Regions from separate parts of the Homo sapiens genome. Here region 1 is linked to region 2. Evidence: chromatin contacts called from ENCODE Hi-C or POLR2A ChIA-PET data. All regions are on one chromosome and are shown on one strand. The core of a region is the stretch at or near the end of the contact, and the rest is flanking DNA. Distances in the headings are between cores, read along the strand shown.

Region 1 (7,130 bases), core at 751-3,250, 330 kb after region 2:
GTGACTGAAATTTAGTCTTTCTCTAATACCCATATTCATTGCATACATTATTTTTTTAGTTGAGATTATCCTATATAAAAGCCTGTACCTGCATTTTACGCTTAATATTCTTCATAAAATAATTAAAGAGATATTTCATCCCATGAAATGACACTGAGGTTTCCTCTACTCCTTTAATATTATAAGTGATTGTGTGATTAATATCTTTGTGCATAGAGCTTAACATGCACTTTACATTATTTCCATTAGAATTGAAGTTTTGGGGTCAATGACTATGCACATGTTTTAAAATCTGTATATTACAACACACTGTTAACAAGACAGTCCTTGATGTTAGTGAAGACACCTTATACACCAAAGTACAATAATCATAGCTATAAATTTTTTTATATCTCTGGAGTTCTAGTTTTCCTCCCAGTTCTGAGTCTGTGAGTCCAATAGATATCATTATGAAACTTACATTTGTTTATAAGGATGCCAGCATTATAAAGGCATATTTAAATAGATAACCTCTGCTATCAGGGGTTAGGTTGTGCCAGTTGTTTTTGATGGCCATAAAACTTACTTGGTTTTTGGACTGAAGACAATATAGGCTTTGCTATCTACAATGTGTCCAGCCCCTATCTATATATAGTATAGTCCTAGAACCAAAGTTATAGGACATAATTTTCTAAGAAAGAACCATATTACATCTAACAATTTGAACACTGAAGAACTCTCTCCTCCAAGAAAATAGGCATGAGAAGGCCTGAACCACAATGCCACAACAGAATCTCCCAGGTATTACCTGTGGGCTGATTGATAGAACTCGGAAGACAGCTATCAATAAGTATCCTTAGATTTAAATACACGTTTTAGAGGAAAAAAATATTCCCAGCTTAGTCCTTCAGTGCAAATGAGAACAAGAAAAAAAGAAAAATATATATATTCCCAGCAAAGAGGACATGATCTGACATGATAATGGTGGATCTTATCCTGAGATGGCACTTATTACTTATCTTCATTCCTAATTTCAAACAACTGAAGATTTTTACACTGTCCAGAATACATTACACTATGACTAATCTTTCACAATTTGTGGATTTCATGTACTAGCCTGCTCCTTGTTATTTTCTATTTCCATAGTTTCTATTTCCACCCCTCTCTTTGCCTCCCTTAATTTAGGGAATGTATATGCTCTGCCTCACCTGCACTGTGATGTTGGCAAGAAAGAAGGTACTGTGACAACTGACATTTTAACTCAGATAAAATGTCTTGTTTTATCCCTTGGACAGGATGGAAGACCTGGACATGTGAGGGAACATTCCGTTTATATAGTAATCACTTTCATAACAGTTACAAGCTGGATGCAAACTCCCCCAAACAAATGTCGCAAGCTAATAAGAGTCACTAACTTTTTCTGATGGCTGTTATCTATTCATACAGCAGCATAATCTTCACAGCATGATTAGAATCCTTTACCAAAGACTCAGAATGCCTCCACCAACTACTGAAATCTAGTAGTACTTGAGGACCAAGCCACAGAGCAAGCGCTAAAAAAAAAGTTAACTAGAACCTTACCACTTTTTCACGCACCCCAATTTCATAAAATGTATCAGTAAAAAAAAACAATTATCTAAAGAAAAAAAAAGTAAAGAAAAATTATTTATCACATAGGTAACTTGGTGTCAACTAGGTAACTGATCTATTTTAATTTAGGAAGTTAGTGTCTTCCTTCCTCAATTTTCAGATTTTCTGAGGGGAGGCTCAAAAGGCTCGAGAGGCTCTCTACAAGGAGAAAGCAAGCCAGAGAATCTGAAAAAGTGAGCAATTCGCTAGCAGAATAAGACAGAACAGTACACCTACCCTCTATTAACTCCAGCCTCTCCCAGTCTCTCTCCAAGGCATCAGCTCTTTTCTGCCCTGCATCACAGGCTACCTCCAAAAACAAAGTCCAGAGCATCAGTACGGCACTGGGCTTCCCCGATTCCTCCCTCCACACTCTTCTCTCCCCTAAAGGGCAAAAGGAGGGGATAAAGAGAAAAGACCACAGATAATCTCACTGGCTTGGGAATTATGGTTTCCGTGGAATAAAAAGGAGTGTTCTTTCTCTGAAGATGAGGGTGTGTTCATTTCACTGCATGTTTTGGCAAAGTACTTGTCAAGCATCCTTAGCTAAGACAGAAAAGCATGTAGCTTAACAAGAAAAAAGGCTGAGAAATGAAATCTGAAGTTGAAACCACTAAGCTCCATGACAGGCAGACAGATTAGCAGTGACTACTTGAAAGAGAAAACATCCATCAATTTGCCAACAAGAAAATCTGGTCAAAATAAGGAAATGCTTTCTCGTGAGTCCTGAAATTTGAAACAATTGGTGACTCTAAGGGTTGGGTGCGTGATTAATAGCAACCATACCTCCTGAATTTTCAGGGCAGGTTCATAATTATTATCACCACCCCTCTCAGGCTTAACTTAAAATCATCTACCTGTTGTCCTCTTATGTATACATTCTTGTTACATTAAATTGAGTTTTAGAAAATACAATCACCGTAATGGGCATTCATTAAATATTTGTCAATTTTGCATAACCAATCAGTCATGTATAATCCTTCACAGCATGAATCGAATTAGTTCCTTTCTTTCTATGCCTGTTGGCACACCCTGATCCAAAATTATACCATTATCTCATCTATCTCTATGTCTCTAGGTCAGACTGTGCTCAGTACATGTTAGGCACTAATACATGCCTATAAAATGAATATTTGTTGAGTTATCCTTCTTCAGTCACTTCTTAACACTTTTACCAAAATCATCTCTTCTATTAGCTGTAGATTATGGGAAAAAATCTATCTTTTAAAAAAAGAAATTATAAAGAGATATGTTTTTAACCTTTCAGGGGTAAAATATTAGATGCTTCAGCTTCTTGCAAACAAGGCTTGCAGCTTTGCATGACTGGATTGAGAATTCTATTCATATTTGGGTCCAATTCTTGCATAAGACACATAAAATCTGTTCTCATTTCTTTTCTTATTTATAAAATTAAAGAATTTGACCAAATCTGTGTTTTTCAAACTGTTAGTCACACCTCCAATGATGGGTCATAAAGTCAATTTAGTATGCCTATCTAGACATTTTTAATGAAATTAAATAAAATATTTAAAAATCAGAATACATCACACAAAGTAAGAGTAAGTATTGCCTTAAAAAATTTGTTTCGTTTCTGTACATGTGTCTGTGTATGTGTGTGTGTACTGGTTGGTGGCATAACTATGTTTTTGACCATGAGTTGTGGTTAAAAGAAATTTGAAAGCCACTAGACTAGTTCATTTTAAGTTTCCTCAGGCTCTCAAATGCTTGAATTCTATGAGTAAGTTGAGAGAGATATAGGAAGGGTTTTAGTGCTAGGAAGAGGGAAACTAGAGCAATAGACACAAGGCAGTATCCCCTGGAGCAGAAAAAATGCTGTGCATGTGAGAGATACCATCAGTACACTCCATATTATTCACATCACAGGAAGATAAGCACTGGGTAGGTCCTTTCTACAGAACACCTCTTCCGGAAAAGCACTGGGAAAATAAGAAAGTCATTAAATCCCTAGATTGCAAGAGAAGAATTTGTAAAAATGAGTACTCAATGATCCTCACCTACTCTAGGCCCATTGTAATCGTTACTAAGGAGAGGCAGTTTATCTACATAGAAAGAAGGCTGTGGTTGTAGGTGCATTATATTTCTTCATTCATTTAAATGAAGCCTAGAAAACCCCACTTTTGACTGTCTTTGCTTTGATCTTCAACTTTTGAAATATAAAACTAGACCGCATCTTGTAGATGTTGATACATGTGCCCCTTATCTACTAGCACTTTGTCCTCAACACTGGCAGGCCATGCAAGGGTAGACCAGTCCCTTATCCCTCTGGACTTCATGGTCATCACCTTCAAAAAGTGAGTTTCTTGGGCAACATAATCTCTGGGTGTTAAATTGCCCAGTTGTCACCTATTCCTATTTAGCAAGATAATCCCTGTTGGATAAAATATCTTTCCTAAATGAGAGGGACCTGAGGATTCCAGGCATTTTGTTCAAGAAGAAATCAGTCCTAAAGGATCCTCTTTGTGAGTAAAGCCACAGGTATGCAATACCCAGAATGTTTTGTAGTCAATTGAGAAAACTGGACAAAGCCCCTTGGACAGCAATGAACAATTGTTCCCTGAGGGACAACTTTTCTAAAAGGAACTCCAGAATTCTTTGGGATTTTGTGTTAACCTCACCTCTTTCCCTGTGCTGCCCTTCTTGATGGGCTGAAAGAGAAGGGGATGCTCACATCTTTGTCAGGACATCCATCCCCCTGATCGATGGATGATGATAGATGATAGATGGATCAGGGGGATGATAGATGGATCAGGCGGTGGTCACGTTTCCCCCCAACACACAGTAGTTTGCTTTTCTTCAAGCTCGTGCACAGCGGATTTGAATTAAATCTAAATGAACATCAAGCAATTTAATTAGCTGATTTTTTAAGAGTGAGAAAAAGTTATTTGGAGACATTTACATTTTTAAGAGAAAATACAAAACACAAAATTTTCCTCTGATAAAAAGATTGATATAAGCTTCAGATCCTCATTCTGCCCAGAGGTAATGAGAAAGAGTGAAAAGGCAAAGGAGGAAGGTAATGGAAAAAACACAGAAAGAGAAGAATAGATAGGCAGAGAGGGAAAAAAATGAAACAGCAGGAAGGAAAAATGAGGGAACAAGAGACAGTAGAAAGCCGGGAAAGAGTAGGCTGGGTCCAGAAAGACAGGAAGAAGGGCACACCCTGAAAGGTGATTAGAAGCCAGCCCCTCCCACCCAGCCCAAGGCAGAGCAGAGGGAGAGTCCGCCTTCTAGAATACAGTCATTTCCTGGTTTGGAGTTGGATGCACTAAATAGCTGCCTCTTCTGATTCCTTAAGTTTCAGACACTGAAACTTGCCCATATACTACTGTCTGAATTGATGTCACTGACCCTGATCTTAAATTTCCTCCCAGGACCCCCCAACTCTATTCTTCTATGTAACCCTCAGAGGATTGATATCTAGCTCATATTTTGCTCAGGCTTTTAATCCACTGAGTTCACTTCAACTCAACAAATATTTATGCATTATCTGCTATGAACAGACTAGGCACTGGGGGTACAAAGAGAATCCCACCCTTGGGGGAATCATAGGCTAACAAGAGAGATTAACTTTTAAGCAAACATTTCCGTATAACCTTCAAGAAAACTACCCAGGTGCTGTGGGCATGCAGACACAGAGCACAGGCTAGTATGCGAGCTCAGAGCTGGGTACCTGGAGAAGACGGATCCTGAGCTTAGTGCTAGGGAAGCAGCTAGGAAAGGGGTGGGGGAGTCCTGTTCCAGCGGTGGTGGGGGGACAACCACCAGCAGTCTGGTATGTCACACACATAAAGAACATAAAGTCATGCCAGGGAAGGACAGGAAATTAGACTGAAAATGTCATTGACCAAGCATTGGAAAACCACGTGTCACTCAAAATAGCTGGAAGTTTATCTTACAGTATTTGGGAAGACATTGAAAAAACTTAGGTAAGGGAAATACATGCTCAGGTTTGCATTCCAGATGTGTATTTTTAGTGCCTGTTTGGTGCTGGCACTGAAAAGACACATCTGAAATGCAAACCTGAACATATGTTTCCCTTACTTAAATTTCCCTTACTTAAACTTACTCTCATTATTTGTGGAGAGTAAGTTTAGATGAAAGGAGGAAATTGGGCTGGTCCAGCTTTCAGTTCTTTATTTCTCAGCCCGTCTAGACCTGTAACAGTCTGGACCTATTGGGTACCACTGAAGGCAGCTGCACAGATAAGCTGCTTTGTCTTTGGACCCTGAAGGGTATTACCAATGAGCTAGTTTAATATCTTTAATATTTGGTGTATTTTTGCAACTGTTGAAATATTTTGGAACTTGTTTCACAGGTTAAATAGACCATCACTTCAGATCTCTAGAATCTCCCTTGGGGTCTTCACTCCCATTTTAACCTGAAGTAATTAGCAGCATTCAGACAAAAAAAAAAAAAAAAAAAAAGGCCAGGTATGGTAGCTCATGCCTGAAATCCCAGCACTTTAAGAGGCCAAGGCAGGAGGAAAGCTTGAGCCAAGGAGTTTGAGATTAGCCTGGGCAACATAGCAAGACCCCATCCAACCTTATTTCAAAAAAAAAAAGGAACAAGTGGGTTAATCATATGTTATGATGCCTTCTGATAACATGCAATATGAAGTATTTAGGATGCATTCTGGACAAAAATATTTAATTAGAATTTGACAAATCTTTAAATATAAGAGTAAAACACAAGGGATTAGAAATCCGAGGATAGAGGAACAAGTTAAACAACATCTCAAGACCAATGCAAAAGTGGAACCTTTTGTTGGATAACTGCTTCAGTTTTTTTCAACAAGTTGATATTAAAAACAATAATTAAATAAAAGGACACTGCTAAAGTAAAAGAAATTTGAGGAAAAAATTGTGTTTCTGAGTCAGATCTTGATTTAGACAAATGAACTATAAAAATCATGTTTTGTTTATTTGAGGAAATTTGAATATGGACTGAGTATTAGAGAAGGTGAATATTTACAGACATTAAGAAGATGAATATTTAATGAGCTCTAAAAGGTAGAGCTCATTCACGCAAAAAGCATGTAACAAAATAGCACTTACAGTAGAATCTTATCTTGGTATAAAAAGACAAATAAATGTGAATAGAAAAGTAACTGGAAGAATTTCAATCAGGAAAGGGAACTAATATTTATTGAGCACGCTGTATGTACTTAAATGTTATGCTAAGTATTTTTTTAACATCACTTGTTTAATTATTTAATTCTCCCAAATACTTCTTGCAAAGAAGATGCAATTTACCCCATTTTACAAACAAGACATGTACTTTAAGATTTTAATAAAAATACTCTCTGGTGGTCAGAATTTGGTGACTTTAATTTCTTTTTGGACTGGGTGTTCTAACTTTCTGCAATGCATATTTACTACTTTTGTAATACTAAAAACGGGTTTTTTTAAATTATGAAGACACTTCTAAATAATACATGGGTCAAAGAAGAAATCTCAAGATAATTTTAAAATGTTTTAAACTAAACAAAAATGAAAACACAA
Region 2 (6,334 bases), core at 3,056-5,555:
GTCTCAAAAAAAAAAAAAAAGAAATCATTTTCAAAAGCAATTAAAAGTTGAAATGCCAAGGAGTAAATTTAACAAGAAACATGTAAAGCCTATTTGAAGGAAACCTGAAAACATTTCTGCAGGGCAGAAAAGTACACTTGCAAAAAAAGAAAGACAAAAATCAACAACGTATCTATATCGATTCTTACTAAGTTAAATTACAAATTTTTTGATACCAATAAAAACCTCCATAAAATTTTCTCTGGAACTAAACAAGCTGATTTAAAAGGCTATAAGGAAAAAATAAAAAATTAAGATAGGAAAATTATTTTTTAAAAAGCAATGAAAGGCTATCAACCCTAGCAGATATTACAAATCATATAAAATCTCAACAATTAAATCAATATGGTACTGGCATATGAATAGAATGATATTTGACCCACAGGAATTGGAAAAGAAGAGGCAAAACAATTTGTATTTGCATTAGATATGACTGCGTAAAGTCCCTAAAAGTTGTAACTTTTTATTATACCCACCAATAATTTATGAGTCAACCACATACTTGCCTACATCGCACGTTGTTGAACTTTTGGGTGTCTGCCAAGTGTGAAATGGCATTTTAATGTAATTTTTTATTCATATTTTATTATGAGTGAGGTTGACATATTTTTATAACTTAAGAGCCATTTTACTACTTTATGGATACTGTTACATCCATGTTGCACTTTTTCTTCTTGACTTACAAGAGCTCTTTATGTATTAGATTAGCCTTTTAAATATGACCTATGAATATTTTTTCCAGTTTATCAATCACCTTTTGACTTTGCTTGTTGTGTTTTTGGTTGGTTAGAGGTGTTTTTTCGCCATGAAGAAGTATGTATATATGTACTCTTATATAATTGTTTTTCTCAATTGTAATAAATTGGCTTTCGAAATCTAAGTCATAACTAGGCCTCGTGGGCTCCAAATTTATATAACAATTTATTACGTTTTCTTCTATTATCTGTAGGGAAACATATTTTACATTTAAATCTTTCATCTCTGGAATTTTCTGTGGTGTTCTGAATGAAGCATAGATTCAATTTATCTTTACACCAATATATATATCCTCGATCATGTGATATCTATCATAAAATAGCTTTCTGTCTAGCCATATACAATGTTTATGGAGGGAAGAACAAAATCTAACAAAATTAGACACTTTTTTTTTTCTAACAGAGTCTTGCTCTGTTGTCCAGGCCGGAGTGCAGTGGTGCGATCTCGGTTCACTGAAACCTCCACCTCCCGGGTTCAAGTGATCCTCCCACCTCAGCCTCCCAAGTAGATGGGATTATAGGTATGCACCACCATGCCTGGCTAATTTTTGTATTTTTTGTAGAGAAGGGGTTTTGCCATGTTCCCCAGTCTGGTCTTGAACTCCTGAGCTCAAGTGATCCTCCCACCTCAGGCTCCCAAAGTGCTGGGATTTACAGGCATGAGCCACTGCACCTGGCCTAATTTACACTTTTATTTGTCAATCCCATTATTGGTAATCTGTCCTACTGATACACCTGCCCACATATGAAATGACATACATTCAAATTTATTCATTGTGACATTATTTGTAATAGCAGAAGTGACAGGTACAAGTGAATAGACCCCTGAGCTGTCTTTGAATGTAGAGTTCATGGAACTTCATGGATTAAGGAAGGGGAGCAGTGAGAAAGAAAAAACAAACAGCTTTCAGACTTCCTACTTGAGGAACAGGCATATGGTACTGACATATATTGAAATACAGGACACTAAAAGAAAAACAACATTGTTTGGGAAGATAATAAATGCTGTGTCACACATCACAGTCAGTAGAGTGATACAAAGGACTATTGTTCAATGAAGACATCTGAACTAGTAATATTAATTTAGTATATGTTGGCAACTGTGTGATATTTTAAGCTATAAAAGTGGATAAAATGCCCTAGGGAAAGAGTGTAGATTCCAAAGGACAAGACCTAGAACAGAAAACCAAGAGACACCAGCATTTAAGAGTGCAGGAAAAAGTAGTCAAACTCATAGAAGCAGAAAATAGAATGGTGGTTGCCAGGTGACGGAGGTTAGGGGAAACAGGGATTTGCTGTTTAATGGATATAAAAGTTTGGTTATGGAAACTGAAAGTTCTAGAGATCTGCTATATGACATTGTGCTTATAATTAACAATACGATACACTTAGAAATGTGTTAGGAGGGTAGATCTCATGTTATGTCATTTTTACCAAACCAAAAAAAGACAACAGAAAAAGAAGAAAAAGACAAGACGCTAGGTAGGGAGTCAGACCCTGAGTGGTCAGAAAGATTAAAAAAAAAGGCGGGGGGGAGTGAATGTCAAGAATAAGGGCAAAAGCTACAAGGTGGAACCATATAAAGAATGAGTCATTTGGATTTAGCACAGGAGAGCCAGTGATCTTAGAAGGTTTATTAGTGGTTAGCAGAAGACAGAGTTCAAGTGGCTAAGCCAGGTGTGGTCTGAAGAAACATTAAGAAGTGAGGAAAAGCTGATTTGTGGAATGGTGAAGGATTACTTGGGTATATGGGAAGGAAGGAAGGTAAAGGATCCTACCCTCCTACCAAAGATATTTCTCCCCCCTTTTTGAGACAGGATTTCGCTCTGTCACCAAGGCTGGGATGCAGTGGCATGACCAGGGCTCACTGCAGCCTGGACCTCCCAAGCTCAAGCAATCCTCCCACCTTAGCCTCTCTCCAGTGACTTGGACCACAGGCGCGCACCCCATGCCCAGCTACAATCATTCTTACTTAATAATTTCTTACACTTAGTATTTACGCATTTCTCACACTTGAGACTCACAACCACAACAGCCACGTGAGGTTGGCAGGGCTTTGCACAGATGTGCACAGAGCAAAAACCAGCAGAATGAGAGTGTAGGCAGGGCCAGCATACTTCCTACCCCACTCCCCGCCTATCAAACTCCGAAGCTAAGGAAGAACAAGGAATGGAAATTCAATTTCAGTGTATTCAGTGATACCCCACCTCCTCCTAAACAGAATCTGAGATAACACACAGAAAGCTCTCTCTGCAGGTATATGCAGAGCAATGCCACGCATTGCCAGCGTCTGTGCATGCCTTTTCCTTTAAAGAATGGCCGGTGGTTTTAAAAGAAATTGCAATTTTATTAGGAGTCTAATGAAAATTTATTTCTTACTCATCAACATATGTTCTGACCGTTATTTATTCCATTCTTGGTTTCCTCATCTGTAAAATGTTAACTGCTGTGTACTTGGCCCTTTCTATGTTATTAATATGCCCTGAGAATTCAGTTAAGGGTTTGAAGTCCATTGAGCTCCTCGAGAAAGACATTCTAATAACAGTAACAATTACCAATTCATGATTGTAAAATGTGGAACTCTACTGCGAAGTGAGAGCGGAAGAGAAGGGGAAATTATACGAATATTTCAGCCCCCAGTTCACTTCTCCCAGAAGGAATTAGCCTTCCGGGTTCCTCCCTTTGTCCTTCAAGATTGATTGGCGCCCAACGCCTTCTGCTTAAGACAAGGAGCACTTTTCCACACCTGTCGATTTTTTTCCTCTTCCAGGGAGCCAGGAAAAGTCCAATCGGACTTTTTATATCCCCAATTCCCCAGACGCTGCTCCCGGCATTGGCTTTTTGCGTCTTCAGGCTCCCCAACGAGATCCCATCGGTCAAGCCTGGGAAAGGGGCTGTCCCGCCCCAAATAAGGCCAACCACTTAGGCTCCCAGCTCTGGGAAGGGGTAGGGTCATTGCTGTAGTGCTCTTTAAAGAAAGAAAGAACCTGGGGCAAGGGGCGGTGGCGCGGGGGGCGGGTGGTGAGCAGAAAAATCGAGTCGCCTCTGGGGACAAGAAATCAGAAAGACCCTTCCTTCCTCCGAAGATTTAGGGAACTGAAGCCTCGCACGTTAAGAAACCACTGAAACTGTACAAATGCTCACCTAGGGCTCGCCGGTCGACAGTCCTCAGGAGCAAAGGGTCAAGATCCCCTCCCCCACCCGCCACTTCCCCCCGCCCTTCTCTCAGAGTAAACAATTCCCAGAAAGGCGAGCAGTTCCCTTTTTCACCCAAGGACACTCGCTCTCCGTCCCGGCCGCCCAGCGGTTCCCCTTTCCGTGGCCTGGGCAGGCGCTGAGGCACAGGGAGCCGCACGTTCCCGAGGCACAGGGAGCCGCACGTTCCCGAGGCACAGGGAGCCGCACGTTCCCGGGGAAGGTGCCAGAGGCCAGCTGGACGGCCCCGGCGCACTCCCGCCCCGGCGCACTCCCGCCCCGGCGCACTCCGACCCCGGCGCACTCCCGCCCCGGCGCACCCTGCTCCCCGGCGCGTACCCAGGGGCCACGATTTTGGCTGGGCGAAAGCGGCCCGCTCCCGCCTCTCCTTGAGTGCGCTGATTACATCTACCGGAGACACCTTCCCTTCCCTTGGGGATCCCAACTCTCAGGTCGCGATCCTCTTCCTATCTGCCCTCCCCCACCCCCGCCAACTCCATTTTCTAGCCACCCAGAGGCCCCTTCACCCCAGCTTTTCCCGCCACCCCCACCTATCCCCGTTCCCCTAGTTTTCCTCTGCACCCTAGGCGATCGCCCCCTTCCCCGGAGCGGTGGCCGCGGCTACACTCACCGCGAGGGTCAGCAGGAGCAGCCGGCAGAGGGCTCCGTTCCAGGAGCCGGAGGGGCGGGCTGCCTCCATGGAGAGGGCTCGGGGCAGGTCGCGGGCCGAGCGTCGGGCCGGGGTAGGAGGGCTCCGCGGGGCGAGGGCCGCGGCCGGAGCGCAGTCTGGGCCCGCTGCTCAGGAGGAGCGCGAGGCGGAGGAGGTGGGGCGCGCGGAGAGGTGCTTTTCTTAGCTTCTCTGAAGCGCCTGCCTCTCATCCAAGGGGCTTTTCCTTTGGCGGAGGGAGGGGCTCCAGACGCGTCCAAAAGACACCGATCGGCCCCTCCTTGTTGTCTATTTAAGACTTAAGACTTCATTTCTCTAAGAAAGCCACGGGTGGGAACTCCCTCTCGCCGCCACCCTTTTACCTGCGCAAGGTGTTTCTCACCAGCGGACGCCACCTATAAGGCCCATCTCCCCCACCACGCCCCGGTGTCCGCTCCGCCAGGCGAGATTAACAGCCGGCCCTGCCCAGCAGAAGCCCTGACTGCACAAAGACTCACTCCTGAGTGCGCGGTCGGCCCCGGCTCCGCCCTGCCCGCTGCCCTCGGCGACGGCCGTGGTCCCTGCCCTGGGGTCAATTACAGAGCGAGGTCTGAGCCGCAGAGGCTGGGTTTTAGGTCACAGCTGCCTGAGGCCCACCTGACAGAAAGTTGACTCCAGGGAGACTGTTACACACTCTACTGGAGTGAATTTCCTACACACACCCACAAGCAGTTCAGACATCATAGTCATCTGAGGCACCATTCTTTGGGGTCTTGTGTTTTTAGGAATTTACTGGCATGACAATGATACAAGACAATCGCCATAATTTAGAGACAAAAATACATATATACATACATACGTACGTAAAGTTAGGGAATCAAGGCGACTGCAAAATAATAAAATCGAGGGTGAGTTACTATAAGAAATGCATCCATTGAGGTCCTAGTCGTGGGCTACATGTGGTTACTGATTTTCTCCAAGAACATCCCTGGTCACAAATAGAGTTATAACTTATTTCCTATACCGGACTCCTGAACATCCAGTGGAGAGTTCTCACCTTCTTTACTACCATCAAAACCAGAGTTCATGGTGAGAAATGAATAAGAATGGGATAATTTACATTTTTATTTGAAGTGCACTTAAACTAAATGAATTATTGCAGCACACAATCTGGAAGATTAAGATATAAATGCTGTTTCTTTTAGCTCTTCAGAAAGCAATGACAAGGCATCTGACTCATCCTCCTGCACCTCTTTTCAATTACTGACTTAAACCAGGTAAGCCTGACCACAAAAGAGAAACTTGTCTGCTCCCTTTTATTTGGTTTAAGTTTCCTCAGGGATGTCCTGAGAATCCTATGTGAAAAGCCAACCCTGACACTCACACCATTTCGATTCTTGAAAATGTTCACCATCTTAACACCATTGTATGCCGAGCCAGAATTACTGCAATACTGAGTGTATATTTAAATTAAAAATTAATGTCAAACAGCGCATGCCTTACATTCTCTGTGTCTGTGCTATGCTCATGCCCTATTTTATTAACGAATGCCACTAATGAGCTGTTCTGTCTCCATATCCATAAAATTATCATTGACCCTTTGCTAGTAAAATAAGCCTGAGTCATCAGCATGAGACTATAATTGACATCCTTCCGTTTCCATATTTTTTAACACTCATAGTTTTCCATCAATGATACC

Evidence for each region. A loop is a pair of places that touch in the nucleus more often than their neighbours do. ChIA-PET counts read pairs that join two places held with the same protein, here RNA polymerase II (POLR2A). Pooled maps may share reads with other maps.
Region 1: a map of mammary epithelial cell shows a loop between it and region 2 (2.5-fold over the local background). The contact joins the promoter of DSG1-AS1 here to the promoter of DSCAS in region 2. A Hi-C loop is called at or near these places in 4 of 168 maps with a recorded cell type or tissue (Calu3, MCF 10A, colonic mucosa and 1 more) and 1 of 50 pooled maps. POLR2A ChIA-PET finds 5 or more read pairs at or near these places in 1 of 52 experiments (MCF 10A).

What each region holds. Positions count from the first base shown.
Region 1 is chr18:31,424,988-31,432,117 of GRCh38, forward strand. It overlaps DSG1-AS1 (DSG1 antisense RNA 1), which reads right to left and starts at 2,001. Exons shown (of 4, transcript NR_110788.1): 1 at 1,846-2,001.
Region 2 is chr18:31,097,283-31,103,616 of GRCh38, forward strand. It overlaps DSCAS (DSC1/DSC2 antisense RNA), which reads left to right and starts at 4,306. Exons shown (of 4, transcript NR_110785.1): 1 at 4,306-4,441; 2 at 5,841-5,912. It overlaps DSC2 (desmocollin 2), which reads right to left and starts at 5,139. Exons shown (of 16, transcript NM_024422.6): 1 at 4,621-5,139. The coding sequence starts at 4,689.